Regions from separate parts of the Homo sapiens genome. Here region 2 is linked to region 1. Evidence: chromatin contacts called from ENCODE Hi-C or POLR2A ChIA-PET data. All regions are on one chromosome and are shown on one strand. The core of a region is the stretch at or near the end of the contact, and the rest is flanking DNA. Distances in the headings are between cores, read along the strand shown.

Region 1 (5,324 bases), core at 325-2,824:
CATGTGCACACATGTGCATGAGAGTGTGTGTGTGTGTGTGTGTGTGTGCATGTGTGAGAGAGTGGGAGTACAAGGGAGAGTGCCCTTGTAGCTATGATTCTGTGTGTGTTTGCGTTTCCTAGATTCTGCAAGGAACTTCCCCTGATTCTTCTTAATTACCAGCCTAGAAGAAATTCAAGATGCTTAGAGCAAAGGTCAAACTCCACCTGTTTTCCCTGCACTTCATTTTCTGGCAGTTCCCACAATAGTACAGATAAGTAAAAGATTAAGGCAATCTTTTCTAATTAAAGTAATTAAAAAACGGCGATGATTGCACCTTTCATCTGAAAGGGAAAATATTTACTCATCCAACTGCAGGCCCTTAAAAGCATTCAGGAGGTCTATTTTGACAAACGGATCCTCCTCCCCTCCCCCAGCCCATTCTGCTTGTCCTGGACACACACACACAAAGGCTGGTTTATTTAGTAAGCGGAGGCTTGACGGGGGCACCCTGAAAGCTGGGAACCTCGGGCAGTTTTAAGCAAATGGACACTTTGGTTCAATCCCTGCTAGGCCCTGTTGAGAGGTTTCTGGGACCGTTGGGATTTTGATTTGACCAATCAATGTTTTACTGTTGTACCTTCTTCCTCTCCTCCTTTGGGTGGGAAACCACCCAAAGGTCCCTGTCTGCCTCTGATAGCTCCACTCTTCCCTCAGACCTGGCTGGGATGGAGACCTCAAAAAGGAAGAACCGGTCAGAGTCTTGGATGCAGTCCGTAACAACCATATATTACATTGCTGTTTCGCACAAGCCTGTGTGCTTGACATATAAGTACTTGCTCAGTGCCAAAGGGGGCGCTCTTGGGGTGTGTGGCCCAGTCCCTAAGAAGTGCAAAGTCTAAAAACTGTCCTTGGCTCCCCCAGGAGAAAGCAAACTTGCATACAGGCTGCTGTAATTCACTTTGAGTTTTTGAGGCAAGTATAATCAGCCAGTTTCCTGGTGCATGGGGCTTGATCTCACAGATTGCAATTTTTCCCTAAGTAGGTAGGGACAGAGGTACCTTACTCCAGAGGAGTGGGAGGTGTGAAGGCCGACAGAGATGTTAATACCCAGTCCAGCAATCTGGGAGTCCCTGATCGCTGTCCCAGGCTGCTCTCCTCCTACATCCCACCTATAGGGGATGCTCTGGAGCCTGTGCTGCTGGAGCTTGGAGCAGCATGGATAGGCTAATCCCCTTTACAGGCTGTTCCTCAAATCCTCAGAATATGACATAAAAGAATATCCCGGGAACCAGCTCCAAAAACACTGGGGCCCAGCTGTCGCCTGAGAAGGGCCTGGTTTGCCTCTGCCTGCCCCAGGTCAAGCTAGACAGTGTCCTCAGCATGACCTGCTGCCCTCCACTGTCCTCCCGGCAGAGATACAGCCTCAAAAAGCCAGTATGGACAGGTCCAGCTCTGCAGTGGACCCTGCTCTCCAGAGTGGGCTGGGGAGGGAAAAGGAATGCGGTGTGTGTACACACGTGTATACGGATGCGTGTGAGCACATGTGTGCGCTGTGTCTGGCCTGTTTGGACGGGCTTGCTTGGTACCAAGAACAGCCTCAACAGAGATTAGAGAAAAGCCTTTGGGGCTCTCTGTACTGCAAGCTCACCCAGTGTCAACAGCACCCTCTTTGGGCTCTGGACTGTGTGTAGCAAAGCCACCCCGAAACCTCTCTCTTTCCTGGCCTTGCCTCTCGAGTCATGGCCTCTGGAGTGACAGCTCTCCTTGTGTCACTTCTCTGCCTGGTCACCCACAATGGCTCCCAGCTTTCGGAGAAACATTCACCAGCACACCTAAAACACAGGGTCCCAGTGGCCCACCTTACACTCAGGGGGCTTGATTCAGGCCCAGCCTCAACCGGACTCTTCCTGCTAGTCCCAGACACCCTTTGTGAAGCTGTGAGAGCAGTGGATTCCCTCCCAGGAATCCTACTGATCTGTGTGCACAAGGGCCCACCCCATGAAAGGGCAAACAATTGCAGGATTCCTGGGTGCCCTGAAGCCCCTACCCTGAGCCCAGGCTGAGAGCTTTTGTCCCACACTTCCTATAAGCCAGATTTGTCACTGGGCTCCCATAGGCTGCCCCTCACCTTGTCTTCCTTCCAACATCAGTCCAACCCCCTCCTTGTGGGGAAGACAGGAGGAAGCCTCTAGTGCCAGCTGCCTCCACCCAATGGTGGCTCTGCCTGAATTCGGCAGGGAACCTTCAGCACAGCCCAGGGCAGCTGCTGTTGGACCCACTCAGGGAATTGTGTCTGACCCGACCTACGCATTTGGTGGTTAGCTTGCTCTGTGCAAACAGTCCCCAGGGGACTGGAATCCTCGCTGCAAAAATAAATTCTCCCTCTGGACTTGCTTTTCTCATTTTGCTTTCTCTGCATTCTGGCTTTTTCTTTTTTCTTTCTAGTGTCCCAACTGCTTTTATCTTCTTCCTTTCCTCCCACTGAGACCCAAACAAACCTCCTGGTAAACAAACTCTCAGGCCAGTCTCTTAAAGAGACAGTATGTGTTTGTTGCCATCTGGATGTCCAGTCCTGCTCAGGGGCTGCATGAGGTCTGGGGGCAGATGGGCTGTGAGGTGTTAAAGATCATTCAAGAGACTCACAGGAAAAAGCTGGCCTAGAACAGTGCACCGAGAAAATTGCCCTAAGAGCCCCCTCTCCTTTCCCACTCTCACCTGAAAATACAGAACAGGAGGGACCAGCGGGGTTTCCCTTTAGCCAGTCTCTCTGAGTGGTGTTGTTGAGACTATTGTCTGCTTTTGTCTGCATGACCTGGAAAGGATTCCTTTTTTTTTTTTTTTTTTTTTTTTTTTTTTGAGACGCAGCCTTGCTCTGTCGCCCAGGCTGGAGTGCAGTGGCGCAATCTTGGCTCACTACAACCTCCACCTCCCAGGTTCACGCCATTCTCCTGCCTCAGCCTCCCAAGTAGCTGGGATTACAGGTGCCCGCCACCACGCCTGGCTAATTTTTTGTATTTTTAGTAGAGACGGGGTTTCACCATGTTGACCAGGCTGGTCTCGAACTCCTGACCTCAGGTGAGCCGCCCTCCTCGGCCTCCCAAAGTGCTAGGATTACAGGTGTGAGCCACCTCGCCTGGGCAGGATTAAGAGTGTGATTTAAAAAAGAATATTTTCATGTCAACCTCCTCCTGCTCTGCCCCACCAGGTGAACACATCTCTGAAGTGATCATATCAAACAGAGGCAATGTGAGGAGAGGGACAAATCTAGCTTGCACACCACTTTCCTGAAACTTGGTGACTTTGTGACTTGGAGGGACTCTGCTCTTAATTTGTCATTGTGTGTGTGTTGCTGGCTTGGTGGGTGGAAGTCACTGCGGGGCAGGGGAAGTGTGTGCATACTCTTGAGTATGCATGTGTGAGTATGTGTCTGCACCAGTGCCAGACAGCTGCCTTGAGGGTCTCTGCCTGGAACAGGGTTCTCCACCGTGCTGAGCATGTGGACAAGCTGAGGATGCCCCTCACTTCCCATCTGAGTGGTCTGAATGAAAAGACTGGCATCTATCTCCCGGAGAGTGGGGCTGTGCTCATTCCTGTTGCCCAACTGGCAGAGCAGCCACAGGGCCCAGCCCAGGGACAGACAGCATCCAGGCCAGGGCTTCCTGGGGATCCTGTGAAGATCCAGGTTCCTTTGCAGTAGGTCAGCAGAGGCTGAGATTCTGCATTTGTAACCTGCTTCCTGGTGGGGGCGCTGAGCAGCTGCTCTCCAGCCTATGATCTGGGCAGTGAGGTGGGAGAGAGGTGGCATGGTGGTCCTGCTGCCCACTGAGAAGGCAAGGCTGTCTCTGCCACTGCCTCTTCCCTGTCCCCTGCGTCGGGGGCTGGCCGCTGCCAGGCACAGGTACCGCCCTCAAGGGACAACAGCTGACAACTTCTAAACCAGGGCTCTGTGGAACAAACCACACCTAACGAAGGTGTTTTTTCCCCTTTAAGAGAATACATTCCTCAGCAGGATAGTGGCCCCAGGTTCTCTCCCACTACCACTTGGAAGCCAGGCAGAAAAATTGCCTGGTGGGCAGGATTACAGGATTAGTCAGCTTTCCCAAAACAGACCCACAGGCTCTTAGGTGGAAATGAGTTTTGGTCTGAGCCCTTCTTTCCTGGTGACAGATGTGTTTGCTGGGCCCTCCCCCTGTCTCACTCCTCAAGTCTCGCCTCTTCCTGAGTGCTCAGAACTCCCATGCTCCCTCACTCAGGCCCCGGGAATTGGGGGGAAACAGGTTTGGTGGAAATGAGCCTTAGGGTTCAAGCATCCAGGCCCTGGGAGGAGGGTGGCACTGCTTGGACCAAGGGGCTGGCTTTACCGACCCCTCCCCATCCCCACCAAAGAGCAGCCCTGCCGAATCTACCCTGTGCTGGAGGTGCCGAGTGGAGCCCAATAAGCCGTGATGGTCGCGGGATTGTCTGCTCCTGCCCCAGATTCCCATCGTCCCTCTGTCCCCACTGGGTCTTGGGGTGTCTCGGCCTCCCTGAGCTGGGCCTGCCCTGCAATCTCAGAGTCTGCAGTGTGTGAGCTGGCCTGTGCCAATTCCAGAGCTGGTGTTTCCCAGAAACCAAGGGACTGAAGACCAGTTGCTGAGGGCAAGCCACCGTGCTGGGACACTCAGATGTCTGAGGATGTCACTGTGGCTAGATCCAAGATTTGGACCTAAGCGAGGGAGGATGTCTCATAATTCTCTGCATGGAACCAGCAGCCTTGCTTGCATTTAGAAGTTCCTTGCAAAGAATCATATACTCACAGCTGGTGTCCTATACAGGGGATGTTCTCCTTGGAGCATTTTTCTTTTTCTTTAGATAAAGCTGGCAAAAGAAAATAAACTTTGGTTCTTTTAATAGCCCCTATAATCCTTGGAGTCAGTGTGGTCCTCCTTTCAGCTCTTTGGCTCCTCAGGAATCTGATGGGGCTCTCCTGGCAATCTGTCTGGAAGCCACGTTCTGCCACCATGTGATAGCCACTGGGGGCTGCCTGGACTGGCTCCTCTAGGCTGTTATATCCCAGGCCATGCCCAGAAACCGGAGTCCTGAGCTGAGGGCAGATTTCAGAGCATGGTAGGCCCAAGGCCAGAGCTCTCTTGAGGCTAACGTCAGAGCTGACTGTGATCAAAGACAGGGCTGAGCTGTCAAACTTTCTCAAAGAAGGGCTGATACTTCTTTTAAGGGTACGATATTACCTGTGAACTAAATAGTTCTCATGAGTAATTGCTGGACGGAAATGTATAGATCTCCTAACTTTGGCTTGCATCAAGGCTTGTAAAAACACCTATTTCTGGGCCCTGCCTGAGAGG
Region 2 (5,485 bases), core at 2,621-5,120, 39 kb after region 1:
AAAGTGACTGGAGTGACTGAGGAACTGAAATATGAATTTTCTTTCCTTTAAATTCCTTTAAATTTAAATGGCTATGAGAGGCTTGAGGCCACCATATTGGACAGTGAAGTTCTAGGAGCTCCTTCGATGCCTTGGCCTCTGAGGCCTTCCTTCCCGACATCCTTGGCATCTGCTCCAGCCCTGTGGAGTCCTGTCCCATTACATAGAGGGGAAGCTGAGGCCTAAGAGAGGGGGTACTCTGCCATGGATAGGAAGCGAGGGTAGGACTGGACCCCACCCCCTCCTCTGCCTTCCAGCCCAGGCCTCTGGCCAGCAGCCCCATTCGACCCTGGCCTCTGGCCGAGGTGTGGGAAGTTGAATGTGATGAAACCCAAGACCCCTTGGCTGGCACCCAGCTGTGGTTTTGCACTTGAGCTGCAGAGCTGGGTGGAGGCGGCTGGAGAGGAGTGTCAGAGGATGGGAATTCGGGTGGCCTGCCCAGCAGGCCCTGTGAGCAGGAGCTGTTCCCAAGGGGGTTTCCAGGCCAAGCAGGCTTCCAGGTTCTGTTGGTGTCTCCTGGCAGCGGAGGGCCCTGAGTGACCCAGATTCTCCTAGATGCCCCACTGTGGAGAGGGACAGAGAGGGGACCATGGAGGTGAATGAGCATGTGTAGCTGTGTGTAGTCAGTGAGTGGAAGTGGGGAGGGCAATAGCACTGGCTTTTCTAGGGAGGAAACCAGCCAGCTTGCTCCACCCTCCCCACCATCACCACCAGCTGCATAATTTACAGGGCCCAGTGCAAAATGAAAATGCAAGATCCCTTGTTCAAAAATTATTAAGGATTTCACATAACATGGGAGCATTAATCCAAGTTGTGGGGACTTTCTGACAGCAAGGCCCTGTGCAGCTGCCTTGGTCACCAACCTGTGAAGCTGGCCCTGCCATGAGCGCCTTCATCCTTTGAGTCTCAAAAGAACAGAGGATGGCCAGGCTTACTTTGGGAGGCTAAGGCGGGAGGATCACTTGAGGCCAGGAGTTTGAGGCCAGCCTGGGAAGCATAGCAAGACTCCGTCTCTACAAAAAATTTAAAAATTAGCATGGCATGGCGGCATATATACCTGTAGTCCCAGCTAATCAAAAGGCTGAGACAGGACAGCTTGAGCCCAGGAGTTTGAGGTTTCAGTGAGCTATGATTGCAAAACCCTATCTTTGGGCCAGACATAGGCAAAAGCTGGCCAATTCCTCCACCCCCAGCCCCATCATGGCTTCTGGAGACTTACGAAAATGGTTCCAAGTCTCCTCCAAGACACATATTCCATCCCCCCGAGTCTTCTTCTAGTCTGGCTAAATGGCCTTAGGCTGGAGAAGGGAGATGGTTCAGCATATGCCCTGATCCCTGCCCCAGTCAAGGAGGGGGACAGCCAGGGAATGATAGCAATGCATTTATCCAGCGTTTCCTGCGTGCCAGGCGCCTTGCTAAGGATCTCACCTGTATTATCTCATTCGATTTTCCTAACACTATGAGGCAGATAGTTTTGTTTGCTTCCTTTTGTTTGCACGGAAGGAAGGGCTTTCTGGGGTAAGAACAATGTTCCACGTCTTGACTGTGTGGTTATTACATGGGGGTATCCATTTGTCAAAATTCATCAAGCTGGGCACATAAAATCTGTGCATTTGTTGTATGTAAATTATCCCTCAATAACTTTATTGAGGTGCATTTATTAAAGAAACGTATTTTTTAAAGTAAGGCACAGGAGACTTTGAGAACTTGGCCAAGGTCAAATTCCTAAAGGATAGAGCTGGAATTTTAACTTGGGTACTCAAGAGTGGTGCCATGCCTGTGCAAAGACCCGGATCGAGGGGTCAGAAGGATAAGATCTCAGATGTAGTGGTTTCTTGTTCTTGAGCAAATTACAGGGCCTCTCTGAGCCTCGGGTTTCTCATCTGTAAAATGGGAACAAAGATAGTACCTGTGTTACAGGGTCATGGTTTAGTGCTGTCAGGGACATGTTGGAAGGGGGAGGACCCTGGGGAGCTGTACAGTGTGCTGCTTATGTCCTGCTGTTCAACCTGTAGGCAGGGGGCAAAGCTAAGGGGCAGCCTCCCATGTGGCCGCCCTCTTCTTCACCCTTATCAGCCCCCGCAGCTCCTTCAACCCAGGGCCCTGCCCTATTACGAGGAAGCAGGTAGCATAGTAGGTCATGGCTGGTGCAGGACCCAGGGCAGCAGGGGTGGCATACAAGGTTTGGGGTCCTGCCATGTGGCGGGGGGGGGTGGGGGGGGGAGTCACTGATGAGCTTCTATAAGGGGGAATTGATTTGGGATTTAGAAATGTGGAGGATTGCGGCCAGGTGCGGTGGCTCGCACCTGTAATCCCAGCACTTTGGGAGGCCAAGGTGGACGGATCACCTGAGGTCAGGAGTTCAAGACCAGCCTGACCAACATGGAGAAACCCCATCTCTACTAAAAATACAAAATTAGCTGGACGTGGTGGCACATGCCTGTAATCCCAGCTACTCAGGAGGCTGAGGCAGGAGAATCGCTTGAACCCAGTAGGCGGAGGTTGCGGTGAGCCAAGATCGCACCATTGCACTCAGGCCTGGGCAACAAGAGTGAAACTCTGTGCCTTAAAAAAGAAAAAAAAAATAGAAATGTGGAGAATGGGGCTGGGCATTGTGGCTCATGCCTGTAATCCCGACACTTTGGGAGGCCGAGGTGGGCCAATCACTTGAGGTCAGGAATTCGAGACCAGCCTGGCCAACATGGTGAAACCCTGTCTCTACTAAAGATACAAAAATTAGCTGGGCATGATGGTGCACACCTGTAGTCCCAGCTACTCAGGAGGCTGAGGCATGAGAATCTTTTGAACCTGGGAGGCGGAGGTTGCAGTGAGCCAAGATTGTGCCACTGCACTCCAGCCTGGGTGACAGAGCAAGACTCAGTCTCAAAAAAAAAAAAAAAAAAAAAATGTGGAGAATAGGAGAAGATACCTGGAGGGAGGGTGCTAAAGACCTTGTCTTTCTTAGAAGGAGGATGAAGTTTGCTGTAAACAGAAAAAAAATATCAACTTAAGAATGTCTTGGCCAGGCACAGTGGACTCACACCTGTAATCCCAGGTGTGAGGAGGGAGAGGCAGGAGAATTGCTCAAGGCTAAGAGTTTGAGACCAGCTTGGGCAACATAGCAAGACCCCATCTCTTAAAAAAAAAAAGAAAAAGAAAAAGAATGTCTTAAAAATTAAGGGTCTCCACTAAAAGAATATAAATAGAAAGTGTTACTTCTGCCCCCTGACCGCACCTCGTCCACGTGACCTCCCAATACTGGGCTGGGCTGTGTTTATTTATTTACCTGTGGGCTCCTCTCCACCCTGAGGAGTTTAAGTTGTGTTTATCACTTTGGTCTCCCCACCCCTGCCCAGGGCCTGACACATACTAGGGCCTGAATAAATGCTGGTAGGTGAAGGGCTTAGAATTGGGGTTAGACTTTTCTACCCCAAAGACTTAGGCTCAAACTCTACCAAACTACCCCAGGGGTGGGCCTGACCCATTGCTCAGGTGGGAAAGTGGCTCTGGCTTCTGGCCTCTTCCTGACATAGGCCAGCTCCAGCAGCTATACTCCTCTAAGTTCTGTTTTTGGGAAAATTATGTTGTTTTTATCCCCAAGGAGCCACCTTGGTCCCCAAATCCTGATAGTACCTCCATCAGTAGAGTAACACATTTCATGGATGAGAAAGTCAAGCCTCAGAGAGGTTAAGAGACTTCCCCATGGACAACAAAGCAAGGTATTGACAGAGCCAGCCCAAGAACTCAGACCTCCTGGCCCCAGTCCAGCTCCACTACACACCCCATTGCCACTAATGCTGTCTCAGCCCCCAACCCCTAACACCCACCTCGGTAATGGAGCTGGGCTGGGTGGAGTTGGCTGCTGAGAGGCTGGAGGCTTGGCTTAGGCCAGTGGCTCCTGGAAATTGGGCCGTTTTCCTGGGGCGGAAATGAGAAGCAGATGTGGCTCAGAGCTGGAGTGCAGACTCATGCCGTGTCAGGGGGCTCAGGTTACATGGGAGGACACATGACCGAGGTTCCAAAAACAGCCTGAAACCCCCAAAGCCTACAATGGGATCCAGCCTGGGCCTGGGGAGCTCAGTCCCGCCCTGATCACCTCCTGATAGCGCCCGAGCGCCTCGAGGAGAGGGTGAAATGGAAGGCGATGGGGTGAGCGAGGCCCCGGGCCACTGTGGCTTCTCGCTCCAGCTCTGTGTGTAGGGTTGTTTGAGCCCCTGCACCAAGTCCCTGTCTTTAGAAAGACACCTAGGAAGGGCAAGACACCTTCTATTGGGGTTACCAGCAGCTTCCCTGCCCAGGGCTGGCTTGATGCCTATGCCCAGGCCACCAGAACACCTTTTGCAGTCAGGTTGCACCACTTTGCTTCAAATCTTTGGGGTGAGGGATTGATCCTGCTCACAGTTCATGCTTCTCTCGGAAACCATCAAGTTTTATGCAGTATTCAGGCAGCCTCTCTGGAGTGGAGATGAATATCAACCACTTCCAAACTGGCAGAGGGAACTGGACCCAAGGGGAAAGGGGTGAGGCAGGATTCTGGAGAGAGTGAGGTCCTGGCACAGGTGAGGAGTCCAGGAACAATCTGGCAATAATATCACTTGGCAGAGGGATCCTCTGATCTGCACAGCCCATAAGTCTCTCCCTTGACCAATGGAGCAGGCCCCATTCATTTATTTATTCAATAGATGGTTCTTGCATACCCACTGTGGCCAAGGCAGTGGCTAAGCCCTGAGGATCCAGAGGTGACTGAGCATGAACTCAGTCTCCAGGACCTCCCCAACTGCCGAGGGAGCCCCCACAAAAACCAATGAACAGCTTTAGTGGATGGATCGATTGCTTGAACATTAAGTGCACACTGTGTACCAGCACCCTGCTAGGCTCATAGGAGCCACCGGTGAACAGAATAGGTAAAGACCCTGCCCTAGTGAAGCTGACACTTTTTGCAAGGGAGATGGAGTATAAAAAAAATTAAAAATTGGTTAAATAATATGTTTAGAAGGTGACGCATGCTATGGAAAGAAAGAAAAGTGGGGCAGGGGGAGGAGGGCCAGGAAGTAGGGGCTGGTTGCAGTGGTGTCCAGGGCAGGGAGGGTGGGCTTCCCTGAGAAGGCAAGACTGCAGCAAAGACAGTCCCTGGCGAGGGAGATGAGCATGGTGTCTGGGGACGTGCCAAGGCCCAGAGAGAGGAGGGGCCTGCAGTGTTCAGGGCTTCAAGGAGGCTGGTGCAAGCTGGGGTGGAGAGAGAATGGAGGGTAGAAGTGAAGGTCCAAAGGGAAGGGGGACCAGAGAGGGAGGAGTCGGAGGCCACTGTGCAGTTTTAGCTTTGACCGTGAGTGAAATGGGAGGTGCTGGAGGGTTGTGAGCAGAGAGATGTGTATTGACTGGCATTTTCAAAGGACCATTTGGGCTGTTGGGTCCACAGCCGACTGGAAGGGGCAGGGGGCAAGGG

What was found. Hi-C counts contacts between places; a loop is a spot of excess contacts on that map. ChIA-PET counts read pairs that join two places held with the same protein, here RNA polymerase II (POLR2A). Pooled maps may share reads with other maps.
Region 2: a map of K562 shows a loop between it and region 1 (8-fold over the local background). The contact joins two enhancer-like sites. A Hi-C loop is called at or near these places in 7 of 168 maps with a recorded cell type or tissue (Caco-2, HepG2, K562 and 4 more) and 4 of 50 pooled maps. POLR2A ChIA-PET finds 5 or more read pairs at or near these places in 7 of 52 experiments (AG04450, CD8-positive, alpha-beta T cell, HepG2 and 3 more).

The regions. Positions count from the first base shown.
Region 1 is chr2:42,927,922-42,933,245 of GRCh38, forward strand. No RefSeq gene overlaps it. Among named protein-coding and RNA genes, the nearest start is that of LINC01819, 110 kb to the right of the region's middle. RefSeq lists an enhancer at 4,094-4,881. Within about 2 kb of position 1,575, at least 15 of the 41 ENCODE cell types and tissues checked have a DNase peak (open chromatin) inside an H3K27ac peak, as active enhancers do; they include breast epithelium, where a contact is called at or near this core.
Region 2 is chr2:42,964,186-42,969,670 of GRCh38, forward strand. All of the region lies in intron 2 of LOC112268413 (a long non-coding RNA gene), which reads left to right. Among named protein-coding and RNA genes, the nearest start is that of LINC01819, 73 kb to the right of the region's middle. Within about 2 kb of position 3,871, at least 12 of the 41 ENCODE cell types and tissues checked have a DNase peak (open chromatin) inside an H3K27ac peak, as active enhancers do; they include breast epithelium, where a contact is called at or near this core.